2 separate regions of the Homo sapiens genome follow, and region 2 is linked to region 1. Evidence: chromatin contacts called from ENCODE POLR2A ChIA-PET data. All regions are on one chromosome and are shown on one strand. The core of a region is the stretch at or near the end of the contact, and the rest is flanking DNA. Distances in the headings are between cores, read along the strand shown.

The links. ChIA-PET counts read pairs that join two places held with the same protein, here RNA polymerase II (POLR2A).
Region 2: POLR2A ChIA-PET joins it to region 1 with 10 read pairs in H1. The contact joins the enhancer-like site here to the promoter of COLEC12 in region 1. POLR2A ChIA-PET finds 5 or more read pairs at or near these places in 5 of 52 experiments (BJ, GM12878, H1 and 2 more).

Annotation. Positions count from the first base shown.
Region 1 is chr18:497,663-503,371 of GRCh38, forward strand. COLEC12 (collectin subfamily member 12) reads right to left here and starts at 3,039. Exons shown (of 10, transcript NM_130386.3): 1 at 2,846-3,039. The coding sequence starts at 2,852.
Region 2 is chr18:531,230-536,645 of GRCh38, forward strand. No RefSeq gene overlaps it. Among named protein-coding and RNA genes, the nearest start is that of LINC01925, 19 kb to the left of the region's middle. RefSeq lists an enhancer at 4,712-5,365. Within about 2 kb of position 3,207, at least 2 of the 41 ENCODE cell types and tissues checked have a DNase peak (open chromatin) inside an H3K27ac peak, as active enhancers do.

The DNA of each region.
Region 1 (5,709 bases), core at 1,789-4,288:
GTGCTGGGATTACAGGCATGAGCCACTGCACCTGGCCAAGAATGTTTTAGATTAACACGTTTATTCTAAGAATTTACAAGGCTTGTCGTTGCTTTCTATCATGTTGGCTTTCTGAAGCACGGGGAGTTAACAACTATTTGATGTAATCAGGAACCCGGGGAAAATCTTTAGTTGGTTCCCTATGGCAAATGGTCAAAACAATTCCACTTGGTAAAAGCAGCTTTCCGTTTTTGTCTAGGCTTCCAAAGCCTCACATGCAACTGGTTGGCTCCACCTCTTCCTGGATACAGCACCAATTGTGGGTTACTTGGCTAGTTAGTTGTCTCAGATTCACTTTTTTTTCCAGTCATCTTCACCAGAGGTTATCTATTTGGTGTCTTAGGGCCTTCCAAGCCACACGGGGTAACTGACAAGGCTTGTCTTTAGATGCCTACTCTATCCTCCTAGTTGCCAGTTCCTATTTCTTCTAGACTCAGTTTTCATACCTATACTGTTAGGATTGAAATGTCTACTCTCAGGGCTGTTGAGAGGATTAATTGCAATGTGTTTGTAGTGTATATAGTACAGTGGCTGGCACTTAGTAGGTACTAAAAAATTATTACTGCCCCTCCCGTCCCCACCCCACCACTCAGACAAATGTAATAAATACAGATTACGTGGTAATAATTGGTAGGCAAAACTCTCATGGAATATTTTTTTTCTTTTTTTTTTTTTTAGACGGAGTCTCGCTCTTGTCACCCAGGCTGGAGTGCAATGGCTCGATCTCGGCTCACTGCAACCTCCATCTCCTGGGTTCAAGTGATTCTCCTGCCTCAGCCTCTCAAGTAGCTGGGATTACAGGTGCCTGCCACCACGCCCAGCTAATTTTTTGTATTTTTAGTAAAGACAGGATTTCACAATGTTGGCCAGGCTGGTCTCGAACTCCTGACTTCGAGTGATCTTGCCCACCTCGGCCTCCCAAAGTGCTGGGATTACAGGTGTGAGCCACCGCGCCCCGCTGGAATATTTTCGTTTTTAAAAGAGGGCTTCAAAATGATTAGTCTACCCGGGGATTCACCAGTCCGTCCCTCCATCAACCTCCCCGACTGGGGCGGAAAGTGTATGGGGCTTCTGGGCAGCGCTAGACCACAGCGGGTAGGCCACCATCTGGTCCAGAATGCAGCATAAATCTCTCCAAAAATGTGTTTAGGACTTCTGGGTATGTTTTCCAGTGCAAATGTAAAGTGGAAAAGTGTCTCAAGTGCAATAGCGGTCCTTTACCCAGTAAAAAGCATAACAAAAGTTTCAGGGTTTAAGAACCCACGTGGGAGCTGATGGAGTGGGTAGGTGGTTAATCTTCCCAAGTTTTAAAAACCACTGGTCTTAATGACCAGCAGAGAAGATTCACTTCTGGCTAAAATGATAACTGAGCCCCAGATAACTTTTAGCCATGTGAAATTCTTTCCTTTCTAGGGAGTCTCCTCAATCAGAGCCAGCTAAGGAATGTGTGTATTTCCTAGAATGTAAATGAGGGAAGAGAAACTGAGATGGAGACAGAAGGAAAGCAAGCCACTGCATTTTGAAATTCTCTAGGTAGGCAGTTGTATCGTGTCTTTTGTTTCTTTTTCCCTGGGGCAGACCACTTTTCACCTGGCCATCAGTCACCTCCCTTCCCGAGGTCTCCCGACGTGGACACCTAACGCCCTTGGAAAGGGAGTGAATTGGTAGGATATCATCGCTCCGGTTAGTTCCGCGGGAGCTGCCCTTCAGAAAAAAAACTTTCCAGAGCCAAAAGTTACTTTCCAAGCGCCTTGGGGCTTCCCGGGCGCCTCCCTCGGACGGCAACCCTAGAAGTCAAAGCGATTGCATCGCCAGGTCTGTGGCGGCTGGAAGCGGGGTGACCGCGGTCAGATGGCATTTCGCACCCACGCAGGGCTGTGTTATCCTAGCACAGAACCAGCAACTCTCACACGAAGCCTTGTGTAAACACCACGCGGGCCCATTCCTGAACGACTCTTTGATGCCTCCGCTGCGGTTACTTATCTCATACATAAATCAGGATTCCGCTGACAAATCTCCGTGTTTCCACTAAACAGAAGGCTGCCCTGCAGTCCTTCTCGTGCTTCTTTCTAAAGTACGATAACATCTGACACTTCCATAAACCGGCCTGCAGAGGACACCGCGCAGGGGGCGACTAACCAGCTGAGGTGTGTCACCCCAAAACACCAGTGGGCACACCCCAAGGCGGGCACGTGGAAGGGACGCGGAACCGAGGGCAACTATTTTCCAGTCGGTGAATCTGATGGAGAAAGATGCCAAATGCACTTCCCGAGCCAGCTGAACTCCTCGGGCACCTAATCATTGCCAGATGTGGCGAGGGCGCACGGAGAACATCCCCAGTCCCGGAGAAAACACCCGGCCGCCAGCGCGGGGACCGCTCGGGCCGGGAAACGGCTAGAGGCGGGAGGAGAGAGGACTGGGCGAGCGTGGGGAGCGCTGCGGCGTGGAAAAGCGACCGGGAGGGATGGCGATGCCTCCACTCTCCTCGGCAGGTTTTTTCAATTAAAAAGTTGGAAACGGGAATCCGTAAACAACGACTTAGGGCTTCAAACTACTTGCAAAGACGCGATGGGGAGGGGAATACTTGCGCGCTTCAAAACCCCAACCTCGAGGTCTCCAGCCGCGCCTGACCCGGGAGCCGGGTGCGCCCCCAGTGTCCGCGCACGAACCCGGCGCCCTGGCAGCCCCGACTCCCCGGGCCCGCAGCCCAAGGGAAGGTTCGCGCGGGAGGCACCTCCGTGGCCTCCCGCGCGCCCCGAAGCCCGTTCCCCCCGCCCAGAGCCCCGCGGAGCTGCCGCCGCCCTACCTTTCATGGTGACCGTGGGGACGCACCGCCGGCCGGGGAGCTCCGCGCGAGCGCCGCGCAGCCGAGGAAGTCGTCCCGAGCGGCTGCTCACCGCACGCCCATGGTAGCCGCGCCGCGCGCCGGCCGTCTGCGCCCCCGTCCTCCCTCGCCGCCGCCGGCCCGCGCTCCCCGCGCTCCCGGCTCCGCGCTCTGCTGCCTCGGGGCTGCCGCGCGCGCCGCTCTCGCTCTCCCAGCGCCCCTCCCCCTGGCCCGACCCGGCCGAGCGAGCGGCCGCGCCCACGCCCCTCTCGCGCCCTCCCGCGCCCGCCCCGCCCTCGGCCCGCGCCTGCCCTCGCCGGGCACTTTCTCGCCCGCCCTCTCCTGCGCGCCCTGGCCCCACTCGCGCGGGCTCTCTCTTTTTCCCGTTGCACCAGCGTCGGGATGAAGTCGGGAGCAAAGCCCTTCCCGGGGCGGTCCAGCGTTCACCTTCGGCGAGCACCTAAGGTGCCGCTGCTGCTGGGGTCGCTTCTACACCCCAAACTACCTAGCAAGTGTTGGGCGAGAGGATGGGGAGCTGCTGTGCCCCGGGGGTGGCGGGGGGTAAGGTGGGCCCTTCCCCAAACGGCTCTGGGGCATGGAGAGGTACAGAACGTCCTCCGGGTTCAGAGTTTCCAAGTGCGTGCGCTGGTTGACGCCTGAAGGAGACCAAGCAGCAGGGAACACTCTCTCTGTCACCCAGGGAGAGCCCGAGTGGCCAGAATCCGAAGTCACCATTAGACACTCTCTCTGCGCTCTTGGACACCTCCAGAGAAAAAGCCAGCACATCCTGCCTTGGCTGGAAAAGCCAGCCTTCCACCCAGCGCCCCTAAAATGATCGGGTTGACTCCAGTTTTGTTACGAAAGGAGGCCGGGCTGCTGAGAGGCTCCCTGAGTTCCCTTCGTGGTCGCCCGTCACATTGCCCTGCTGTATACTTAATAAAGCCCGTGTTTATCTTTCTCTTTAGAACCCCCTCTAAGCAGACCCATCGCTTTATTGCTTTAAAACATACACTAAGTGGTGAGTGGAGCTGGGGCGAGGGAGGTGCGGAGAAACTTTCTGCCACATGTTGACATTACAGATGGCTACTCAGACGCACTAGTCCACCAAAAGCAATCGAACACTGGCCGGGCAGTGCTTGCAGCTTTTCAGTTTGCCCTCCTGAGGACTTGGTAACACGGTGTAACCAATCCATTGGTTCCCTCTAAGTAGGGGATTCTTTGCTCTAGTAAAAGGTAGTGCCCCAAAATGAATACATATTGAAACATTTCATAGATTCTCCGTTCCAGGAGATTTCTTTTTTCTTTCTTTTTTTTTTTTTTTAATTTTTTAACATAAGGGGGCACCTTGAACATGACGAACAAATGAAAAGACCGAAATGCTTTTTCCCCCGCACTGTCTGCAGTTGATGAAACTACAGGGTCCTGGTCCTGGAGCATGTTTCAGATCTCACTGGGGCACCAGCCTTGTCTTTCAGGGCAAATGGGGATCCCTGAAGGGAGCTTAGGATATGAATTTTCAGCCCGGAGTTTACTAACCAATGGCGTGACCTCGGCTCACTGCAACCTCCACCTCCCGGGTTCAAGCGATTCTCCTGCCTCGGCCTCCCGAGTAGCTGGGATTACATGCGTGTGCCACCAGGCCCAGCTAATTTTTTTGTGTTTTTAGTAGAGACGGGGTTTCACTATGTTGGCCAGGCTGGTCTCGAACTCCTGACCTCGTGATCCGCCCACCTCTGCCTCCCAAAGTGTTGGGGTTACAGGCGTGAGCCACCGCGCCCGGCTTTCTTTTTTTTCTTTCTTTCTTTTTTTTTTTTTTTTTTTTTGAGACGGAATCTCACTCTGTCGCCCAGGCACAATCTTGGCTCACTACAACCTCTGCCTCCTGAATTCAAGCAATTCTCCCACCTCAGCCTCCCAAGTAGCTGGGACTACAGGGGTGGGCCACCAAGCCCAGCTAATTTTTGTATTTTTAGTAGAGACGGGGTTTCACCATGGTGGCCAGGCTGCTCGCAAACCGTACCTCAAGCGATCCGCAGGCATCAGCCTCACAAAGAGCTGGGATTACAGGCGTGAGCCACCACGCCCTGCCGAAAAAAAAAAATCGTTTTTAAAACCCAAATTATGAATATGACACCAAAAGTACAGGCAGCAAAAGAAAAAATATAGATAAATTGTACTTCATCAGACTTTTGTGCCTCAAAGGCCAGTATAAACAGAGTGGAAAGCCAACCCACAGAATAGGAGAAAATATGTGCAAAAGCCCTATATCTGATACAGGATTAATATCCAGGATATATAAAGGATTCCTGCACCTCAGCAACAACAACAAAACAGGCAACCCAATTTGAAAATGAACCAAGGACTGACATGGACATTTCTCCACAGAAGACATATAATGGCCAATAAGTACATGAAGGATATTCAATCACTAATTGTCAGGGAAATTTGAATCAACCGCAATGAGCTACTACTTCATACCCAGTAAGATGGCTATTTAAAAAAAAAAACAAAACAAAATAAGTGTTGGCGAGGATGCGGAGAAATTAGAACTTTTGTGCATTGCTGGTGGGAATGTAAAATGGTACAGCCACTATGGAAAACAGTATGGTGATTTCTCCAAAAATTAAACACACAATTACCATATAGTCCAGGAATTCTATTTCTGGGACCCAAAAGAGGTGAAAGCAGGGTAACAAATAGATGTACATCCAGGCTCATAGCAACATTACTCACAATAGCCAAAAGGTGGAACAACCTAGTGTTCACTGTTGAATGAATGGATAAACAAAATATGGTATAGCCATACAGTGGAATATGATTCAGTCTTTAAAAGGGAGGAAATTCTA
Region 2 (5,416 bases), core at 1,957-4,456, 34 kb after region 1:
CTTCCAAATCCTCCCTTGAAAAGCAAGGTCCTCCCCAGCACTTAATCCTGGGAGCTATTCCTCCAGGATCTCCAGCTTTCTCCCTTTTAAAAATGGAAAGGACCTCCCTAGAGTGATATGTTTTGTAAATTTAATTTTGGGACTTTATTTCTTTTCTCAGAACATGTGTCTTAGAAGATGAAACAGAGAACTAAGTTAACTGTCCAAAATGATTCAGACCAAAAAGAAGTGCTGATAAGGCCAGGTGCAGTGGCTCACACCTGTAATCCTAGCACTTTGGAAGACCGAGGCAGGGGAATCGCTTGAGCCCAGGATTTCGAGACCAGCATGGGCAACATGGCAAACCCTGTCTCTACAAAAAAATACAAAAACTAGCCGGGCATGGTGGTGCATACCTGTGGTCCCAGCTTCTTAGGAGGCTGAGGTGGGAGGATCGCTTGAGCCCAGGAGGTTGAGGTTGCCATGAGCAATGACTGCACCACTGCACTCTAGCTTGGGTGACAGAGCGAGACTCTGTCTCAATTAAAATAATAATAACAAAAAAATGCTAAGAAGTCAAATTTTTAGCCTTGCCTGACATATCTGACCTCCCTTGACCAAATAATGCAATCTCTGTTGTCCTACTGTCTTGCCTGGAGGACTGAGCTAGATGCAATCAGGTCTTCTGGTGTCCAGATGGTCATTGTAACACAATGTCTCTGGCAACCACAAGGAGAAAAATACAACCTTTGAAGCTGAGTCCCAGAAGACAGAATCTTAATTGAGAACAGTAGAAAGAAATCCATTTCAATAGAAAATTATCCATAGTTTAATGTGGATTTGTCTGTAATTACTCCCAAGGAATTCTTCACTTATCAAAGTCATTGTGCCTAAATTAGATAAGTCATTTTTCTCAGAGAAACAAGTTGAGAAAGCAGAAGACCACACCCAAATCAGGAATACTTGGCACAGCAGAAGCAGCGTGGGGTGGGGCTGGGGATGGAGGCAGGTGAGTCTGATGATTCACTCACGACCAGAGCAGGGCTTGTCAAAGCATCGACATCCGCCCTGTCCCTGGGCTCCTGTTTCCTCAGAGCACATAATCAGGGGCCTTCAGTTCCAGGTGGTCTGTTTTCCCAATCTACAATGCCTGTTGTAACATCTTATCCCTCTTCCTCTTTCCAATTTCCTCTCCCCTTCCTCTTGACCATTTCCCCTTCTCCTCTCTCCTCCTCCCCAGTAACCCCTCTGCATAAGCACGCTCACATATAGTTCCATAAAGCCAAATCCAAGACTCAATCTTTTATTATATGAGAAAACTAAAAACAAGAGTGAAACATCAGAGATTATTTTCCAACATAATAGAATTTTCATATCAGAAGTATATCTAGCAAATCCCTACGCAAATCTCTGCGTTTGACCATTGAGTCAACAGGCCTGAGGAGCTTTTGTGATTGTCTCCAGTTGATATACAACTAAAGTAGGAATTAAAACCAGGGCTCCCAATACCCAGACATTCTCCACCACCATCTGATGACAGTAACACCTTAGACATGTATAAAGTCTGCACTGTAGAAGCACACTTTCCCATATGGGACTCAGCCTAGGCATTAGGCCAGCTGGCTATGTATGACTCCTATTATTACTTATACAAACAATAAGGCTAAGAAAGTGAGTGTCTTCCATTGGGCCACCTGTCTATTAAGTGGCAGAGGCAGGGCTTGAACTCTGGAGTCTTGGGCCAACTGCTGTCTTCCATTGCATGCTCACACTTGTATTTTAGGGTCAAAGGTGCACACACAAATTTATGCATGGCAACAGAAATGATCTGGTTCAAGTAATAAACTCCTAAGTGTGAAGTTAATGCCATAAAATGATTCTGGGAGAGTCTATTTGCTCAGATGGTGCTTCCTGGCTCAGCCTGGAAGCATCATGGCCAGTCTGGATACATTCACCCAAAGTCTCCTCTTAAATTTAGTACTCTGTCTTTAGGGCCTAAGTATTTCATCTGTTTTATCATCAATCTCATCCTGAAACTCAGGATAGAGCGAGCAGTTGCAGTCTAGGGCAGGAACACCAACAAAGACATGAAATATCTGTCAGAGTCCATGATTCCTTGAGATCCACAATTGTGATAGCATTCAAATGATACTCAAAGCTGTTAGGAGACCTAGGTTGTAACATGCGTTTTTTCCACTTAGTGCTATACATATCATAAATGTTTCCACACCCACAAATCTATTTCCATAATGGGATTTGTAGTAGGTGCATAGGATTCCACCGTAGGTGTGCCCTGTATTGTCTGTAGCCAATCCTGAGTTGTTGAATTAAGGTTGTCTCAGATTTTTTATGTTACTAACAGAAAACCTCAGTAACATCTAAGTCATTAGTTATGACTCCTTTCCTATTTGAAGACAATATGAAAAAGTTGGAGTATAGAAGATCAGATTGATGTAGGCTGACATATAGACCTGTATGGTTTCCTCCAAAACACCTTTTCCCCGGAAAGCTGTTTGTTCAATATTTTGATTGGTGCTGTCTAAAGGGAGCTCTTATTTATGAGAAAAAGAGAAGCTGATTAGTACCCCACTCATGAGCATGCATTTATTTAATTAGTCAGTTATGGAATGTTTATTGAACACTGAGTTATGTCCACTGTGCTAGTCATGTGCTAGGCAAAGATGGCCTAAGACAGATTCAAGCTGGGCGTGGTGGCACATGCCGTAGTCCCAGCTACTTAGGAGGCTGAGGTGGGAGGATTGTTTGAGTTTGGGAGGTTGAGGCTGCACTGAGCTATAATCGTGCCACTGCACTGCAGCCTGGGTAACAAAGCCAGACCTTCTCTCAGAAAAAAAAAAAAGACACTTATATCTCGGTTAAAGCTCGCAATCTGGTGGATGAGGTGCTAGTGTACGTTTCAGTCTTCCCTCCTGGAGAATGAGCTGCCCAAAGGCAAGGATGAAGCTGGTCCCCTCTCTGCTCACCTGGCACCTACTTCAGCAATCTGTTCCTTGGAGTCCAAGATAAACATTTACTGAAGGGATGAGCACATTTAACTTAAAGTGAATGATTGAAGCCACTTATTTTCCAAAATTGAGAAAAGAACACAGGGTTATGTGAGAGGGAAGTAACTCAACTTCTTTCCTGCTTTAGAAGAGCCTGAGGTTGAGACTTACTGGGAATTATACAAGAGCATTTCGTCTCTTGTGTTGGCTTGCTTATTTTTACCTTTTATTTGTTTTGGGTCCCATCCAGTCATGAGATTAGTTACCGGCAACTCAGTTCCTTGTTACTAAAGACTTAAAGATAACTAATAAAAATCTTAACAATATTAACATTAAATGATTGTTAATGTATACACCAGGCATGTTATCTATTACTAGTTCCATTAGCTTTAGTATTCCTAATAACTTTCTTTTATCCATAAAGATTGTCCAAAAGCGAATAATTAGAAGAAAAATTTTATAATTGGCCAACTGAAATTTAAATGACTCCCTGTTTTTTTTTTTTTTCTTTTCCTTTTGAGACGAAGTTTCACTCTTGTTGCCCAGGCTGGAGTGCAATGGCGCAATCTTGGCTCACTGCAACCTTTGCCTCCCAGGTTCAAGTGATTCTCCTGCCTCAGCCTCCTGAGTAGCTGGGATTACAGGTACCCACCACCATGTCCGGCTAATTTTTGAATTTTTAGTAGAGACAGGGTTTTGCCATGTTGGCCAGGCTGGTCTCGAACTCCTGACCTCAGGTGATCCACCCACCTCAGCCTCCCAAAGTGCTGGGATTACAGACATGAGCCACCATGCCTGGCCTGTTTTTTGTTATTTTAAAAGATAGAGTCTCACTCTGTCGCCAAGGCTGGAGTGCAGTGGTGCCTTCATGGCTCATTGCAGCCTCGACCTCCCAAGCTCAAGCAATCCTCCCGCCTCAGCCTCCTGCGTAGCTAGGACTACATGCATGTGCCACCACTCCCGGCTAATTTTTATTTTCATTTTTAGTTTTTGTAGAGATAGGGTCTCACTATGTTGCCCAGGTTGAGAATCCCTGACGTTTTATTCATGTTTTAGAAAAAAGTTTTAAACATCTTCCTTAGGAACAACCTTATAAACGTTTTAATTTTCATTTATAGTGAAAGAAACTTGTCTCTCAAGCTTTCTAAAAGTAATTTTGAGAAGTTACTATAAATAACCTAGTTACAGGGCTGGGTGCAGTGGCTCACACCTGTAATCCCAGCACTTTGGGAGGCCGAGGCATGGGGTGGATCAAAAGGTCAAGAGTTTGAGACCAGCCTGGACAACATGGTGAAACCCCGTCTCTACTAAGAATACAAAAATTAGCCAAGCATGGTGGCATGTGCCTGTAATCCCAGCTACTCGGGAGGCTGAGGCAGGAGAATTGCTTGAACCTGGGGGGTGGAGGTTGCAGTGAGCAGAGGTCATACCACTGCACTCCAGCCTGGGTGACAGAGCAAGACTCTGTCTCAAAAAAACAAACAAACAGAGGAGGAGCCAAGATGGCCGAATAGGAACAGCTCCGGTCTACAGCTCCCAGCGTGAGCGACGCAGAAGACGGTGATTTCTGCATTTCCATCTGAGGTACGCGGTTCATCTCACTAGGGAGTGCCAGACAGTGGGCGCAGGTCAGTGGGTGCGCGCACCGTGCACGAGCCGAAGCAGGGCGAGGCATTGCCTCACTCGGGAAGCGCAAGGGGTCAGGGAGTTCCCTTTCCGAGTCAAAGAAAGGGGTGACGGACGCACCTGGAAAATCGGGTCACTCCCACCCGAATATTGCGCTTTTCAGACCGGCTTAAAAAACGGCGCACCACGAGACTATATCCCACACCTGGCTCGGAGGGTCCCACGCCCACGGAGTCTCGCTGATTGCTAGCACAGCAGTCTGAGATCAAACTGCAAGGCGGCAACGAGGCTGGGGGAGGGGCGCCCGCCATTGCCCAGGCTTGATTAGGTAAACAAAGCAGCTGGGAAGCTCCAACTGGGTGCAGCCCACCACAGCTCAAGGAGGCCTGCCTGCCTCTGTAGGCTCCACCTCTGGGGGCAGGGCACAGACAAACAAAAAGACAGCAGTAACCTCTGCAGACTTAAGTGTCCCTGTCTGACAGCTTTGAAGAGAGCAGTGGTTCTCCCAGCACGCAGCTGGAGATCTGAGAATGGGCAGACTGCCTCCTCAAGTGGGTGCCTGACCCCTGACCCCTGAGCAGCCTAACTGGGAGGCACCCCCCAGCAGGGGCACACTGACACCTCACACGGCAGGGTATTCCAACAGATCTGCAGCTGAGGGTCCTGTCTGTTAGAAGGAAAACTAACAACCAGAAAGGACATCCACACTGAAAAACCATCTGTACATCACCATCATCAAAGACCAAAAGTAGATAAAACCACAAAGATGGGGAAAAAACAGAACAGAAAAACTGGAAACTCTAAAA